Regions from separate parts of the Homo sapiens genome. Here region 2 is linked to region 1. Evidence: chromatin loops called from intact Hi-C (ENCODE). Cell type or tissue: GM12878. All regions are shown on one strand.

The links. Hi-C counts contacts between places; a loop is a spot of excess contacts. Peaks named below come from ENCODE experiments on the same cell type or tissue, not always from the same donor. Only the 100,000 strongest peaks of a DNase experiment are listed, where the experiment ranks them.
Region 2: it touches region 1 in a loop (2.2-fold over the local background); 1 of 110 quality-filtered maps calls a loop at or near these places.

What each region holds. Positions count from the first base shown.
Region 1 is chrX:55,866,071-55,868,570 of GRCh38, forward strand. No RefSeq gene overlaps it. Among named protein-coding and RNA genes, the nearest start is that of RRAGB, 150 kb to the left of the region's middle. In GM12878, no CTCF peak of the experiment used is centred here; a DNase peak (open chromatin) is centred at 1,361; H3K27ac peaks cover 1,688 bases.
Region 2 is chrX:55,753,686-55,756,185 of GRCh38, forward strand. RRAGB (Ras related GTP binding B) reads left to right here. Exons shown (of 10, transcript NM_006064.5): 8 at 2,156-2,247. Among named protein-coding and RNA genes, the nearest start is that of RRAGB, 37 kb to the left of the region's middle. In GM12878, no CTCF peak of the experiment used is centred here; a DNase peak (open chromatin) is centred at 1,406; H3K27ac peaks cover 1,256 bases.

The sequences.
Region 1 (2,500 bases):
AACAAACCTGCACATGTACTCCTGAAATTAACATAAAAGTTATAAAAAATAAATAAAGATAGAGGAGGAAAAATAAAGTAACATGAAATTATTAACCTCTTATTGATAAAAAGAGTCAAATTCTGCAAAATATTCGAAAAGACTTATTCCAAGCCAAATATTAGTGACCATGGCCCCTGACACAGCCCTCAGGAAGTCCTGAGAACATGTGCCCAAGGTGGTCGGGGTGCAGCTTGGTTTTATACATTTTAGGGAGACATGAGACTTTAATCAAATACATTTAAGAAATACATTGGTTTGGTCCATAAAGGGGGGGACAACTTGAAGTGGGGGCTTCCAGCTTATAGGTGGATTGAAAAATTTTCTGGTTGACAATTGATTGAGTTTATCTAAAGACCTAAGATCAACAGAAAAGAATGTCTGGGTTAAGATAATGTTATACCCGAGCGAGTTAGAAAAACGCCACACTTTGAGACGAATTAAGAGTCCTTTATTAGCCGGCGACCGAGAGATGGCTAACGCTCAAAATTCTCTTGGCCCCGAAGAAGGGGCTAGATTTCCTTTTATACTTTGGTTTAGAAAGGGGAGGGGGGTCTAGTTAAAACAATTTTACAGAAATAAAGTAGGCAAAAAGTTAAAAGGATAAATGGTTACAGGAAAGTAAACAGTTCCAGGTGCACGGGCTTTAAGACTATTACAAGGTGATAGACTCGGGGCTTTGGGCGTTATCAATCAGACGAATTCCTGGGAATTGCGGATATAGCTTGCCACAGTATCTTATCAGTTAATTGCATTCTTGGATGTGCTTGGAGTCAGCTTGCACAAGTTAAGTCCTTGAGGAAGGGGCTGCCAGTGAAAGAGCCAAGATGGAGTCTGTCTGGCTCTCTTAGCTAAGGGAGAGTCAAAGCAGGTGGAAACAAGGCTAGGTGATTAAAGGAAAAGGGGGAGTCTAAAAACAGGGTTAGTAAAAACAAGGTTGGGCATTACAATAAGAGGTTATGGAGACCAAAGTTCTTATTTGCAGAGGAAGCCTTCAGATAGTAGGCTTCAGAGAGAATAGGTTGTAAATGTTTCTTATGGAACTTAAGGTTTGTGTTGATGTTAATGCCAGAGAGGTATAATGAGGCATGTTTGACCCCCCACTTTCCCTAATGGCCTGAAACTGTCTTTCAGGTTAAACTGTAAAAGAGCCCTGGCTGAGGAGGAAGTCCATTCAGATGGTTGGGGTGGGGGAGGCCTTAGAATTTCATTTTTGGTTTACACTCTTCAGGCATGGGACTAAGTTATATGATCTCTCCCCTACCATTGTGATTAGGCAATTTTTTAAGCACTAGCCCTGGCTAGTGGATACCCAGAGGTAAATTGGGAAATCACATGACACTGATGCTATTGAAAAATAAGAATACTCAGTGCATTGGCTGTGAGCCAAACCACAGTAATGTCTGTTTTCTAAGAATGAAGCAGGCAGAAACTTAAATAACTAACCTAGGAAAGTGATTCTCAAAGTGAAGTCTTCAGGCCATCATCATCAGCATCATGTGGGAACTTCTCAGAAACGCAAATTCTTAAGGCCCATTTCATATGTGCTTAATCATAAACTCTGGGAATGAGATCCAAAAACTTGTGTTTTAATAAACTTTCCGGGTGACTGATGCATGCTCAAGTTTGAGAACCACTGACTTAGACCAAAATTGTTTAGGTGTCCTTAAAATATATTCTGCTTGGTACAGTTGTCTAAATTGCTTATATTTCAGGCCTGGGTATAATTTTTCTCCAGGCCAGTTTCATTATGACATACTCTAACCTAACCCCTCATGCCATAAATACTCATAAGGAAAGGGGCACTAGGTGAGACTATAAATGTAGAGACAGCAAAATTACCCAGGACTTCCAATTTTCTTTCTAATTATTTCCCTTTATTACTAATCTTGTGGGCATCTTATGGCTGGCTATTATTAGAGACAGGCAGTTTAATAATACAGTTGTGAACTCCAAACATCTGAGACAGATCTCAGTCAATTTAGAAAGATTATTATGCTAAAGTTAAGCATTCACCTGTGACACAGCTTCAGGAAGTACTGAGACATGTGCCCAAGGTGGTCAGGGGGTACAGTTTGCTTTTATACATTTTAGGGAGACATGAGACTGTCAGGCCTCTGAGCCCAAGCTAAGCCATCATATCCCCTGTGACCTGCAGGTACACATCCAGATAGCTGGTTCCTGCCTTAACTGATGACATTCCACCACAAAAGAAGTGAAAATGGCCTGTTCCTGCCTTAACTGATGACATTACCTTGTGAAATTCCTTCTCCTGGCTCATCCTGGCTCAAAAGTTCCCCCACTGAGCACCTTGTGACCCTCGCCCCTGCCCACCAGAGAACAACCCCCTTTGACTGTAATTTTCCTTTACCTACCCAAATCCTATAAAACGGCCCCACCCCTGTCTCCCTTCCCTGACTCTCTTTTCAGACTCAGCCTGCCTACTCCCAGGTGATTAAAA
Region 2 (2,500 bases), 110 kb before region 1:
CTTTGGTGTGTAGCTCTTTGGAAGTTAGTGAAACTTAGATTTTTCCAGGTATGTATTATTAGAGAGTTCAGATTGTTGGCTGGGCATGGGGGCTCACGCCTGTAATCCCAGCACTTTGGGAGGCCGAGGCGGGTGGATCACCTGAGGTCGGGAGTTAGAGACCAGCCTGACCAACATGGAGAAACCCCGTCTCTACCAAAAAATACAAAATTAGCCAGGTGTGGTGACGCATGCCTATAATCCCAGCTACTTGGGAGGCTGAGGCAGGAGAATCGCTTGAACTCGGGAGGCGGAGGTTGGGGTGAGCTGAGATCATGCCATTGCACTCCAGCCTGGGCAACAAGAGCGAAACTCCATCTCAAAAAAAAAGAGAGTTCAGATTATTTATGCTAGTAACTGTTCATTTATGTTAAAGGATTCCTATTTCCTGTGGACTTTTATTATGAAATGTGGGATATTTTCCTTTTGAGAAAACTCACATCCTATCCTTTTCTCTAAAAGACTCATTGAAAACTTTTAATGTAGAAGAGATGTTATGGTCATCTCAGTGACATAGGAGTTCACATGAAGAAGTGGAGAGGGAAAGAGGCATGTTGGTATTTTTATTTTTCTTGTAAATTGAACTTAGCAACTATATTAGAGCCTATTGTTTGTATAACCCTGAAAGGGGGATGCAAAAACCAGTATTGTATTTGTAAATACATTTTAAAAATAGCAATAATAGAAACTAAGGTGTCACAACACACTGCATAAGTAATTGCTAATTAGCCTTGGTAAATGTAACTCTAAGAGCAGTTCCCAGTAAATAATTTGTTTCTGAGCCCTGCCAATGCTTGGTGATTTTAGAAACAATTCTTAATCTCTAGGGGCTTGTTTTCCTTCTACAAATATCTATATCATAGATTTATTGTGCAGATGAAAATGGGACACAGGAACATTGAGCACCCAGCAAGCCTTGGCATTTAGTTGACAAACTATTAAATATTGATTCCTTTTGCTACTATAGCAACAGGGCAGAGAATCCAAAGTACAATTTTTCCCTCTTCCTTTGTGGAAATATTATTTGTAACCCCAGAGGTATTTGGGAGCCATCTTTCTAGCTGGTATAGATGGGGCAAGGAGTCCTAATTAGAGTATCTTTCTGTCTCAGCCCACTGGCAGAGGTCACTTGCTTGGAATTGTGCTACCCTGAGCCTGTTTTTCCTGCTAGTGTGAGTAACAATGAGCAAGAAAGCTATTCTGTCTTGATGTACGTGGCAGGACCGAAACCTGCTTCAGCAGTATTCCCCTACTATGTCTGCCACACATGGTTGTAGAGGTTAACCTAATATAAGCTCCCTGTTCCTTACTAATAGTAACAGGTAGTTTTTGTTTCTCTTGAGACCAAGTTTAGATGTGACTGAACATTTTCACTGAGCGGGGTGAAGTCAAGCAAGGGGGATTTGTTCTTCCACTGGTATAGAAATTATGTTTTGAAATTTTCACATTGTCTCATGGAATTTCCCTGTGAGTTTTCTTCTGGTGAGTGACTCAGTTTTGCTTCCTACTAGACACTCTGCATCTGTATATTCAGCCTATAGGTAATACTTGTGTGGTTTTATTAAAATCTGAAAAAGTTAGAAAAAGTATTTTCAGCTGGTGTGGGTGTCCATCCTGAATAAGTTCATTTGTAAATATTCCTCAGGGATTGGAATCAAACAGTTAAGCTTTTAAAATACAATTCCAAAAGCTATTTGGTTAGCTTGGCCTTTATTAAAATTAAACACATGAAGTATACCTCAAGAACAGCTAGGAATTTTTATTTGTTTTTCTTTTTGATTGATACTTTTTAAAAATCGAAGACCATCATGCGAAATATTGAAATAAAATGAATATTTAGTGATTAAAGTTAGAAAAAATAGCAGTGAACCAAAATAGGCAATACGTAAATGATTTAATTATAACCAAATGGTACTAGATGGGCCATCTGAATGGACGTTGAAACCACACAGAATGTTGATAATATATAGGACAGAGGAAAAGAGACAATAAGCCAGGTGCCAAGTCTACCCTAAAAACCAGTGACCAAGGGACTGACAAATGTCTGCTTTGAGGAGTAGCAGAGGATGATGTAACTATTTTGCATGGATTCAAAGGACAATATTCTTTTTCATAGGTAATTTCTCACTATCAGTGTAAAGAGCAGCGTGATGCCCATAGATTTGAGAAAATAAGCAACATTATTAAGCAGTTCAAGCTGAGCTGCAGGTAAGAGATCTAGTAGGAATGATCTGTTTATCTCTTGAAAAAATTATTGTCATTTTTTAGAAGTTCAAATAACTATAGTTAACTGTACTTCTATATTCAGAATAGTTCCTTCAATCAAAGACAAAGCTAAATTCTAAGGGGCCTCCAGTTGACTGAAATGCAGGTCGTTGTCCTTTAATGCAAACTCAGCTGGTACAGAAGTGTATGAAAAATATCCAAACAGAATATCCTTTTGAGATGATTGATACTATTT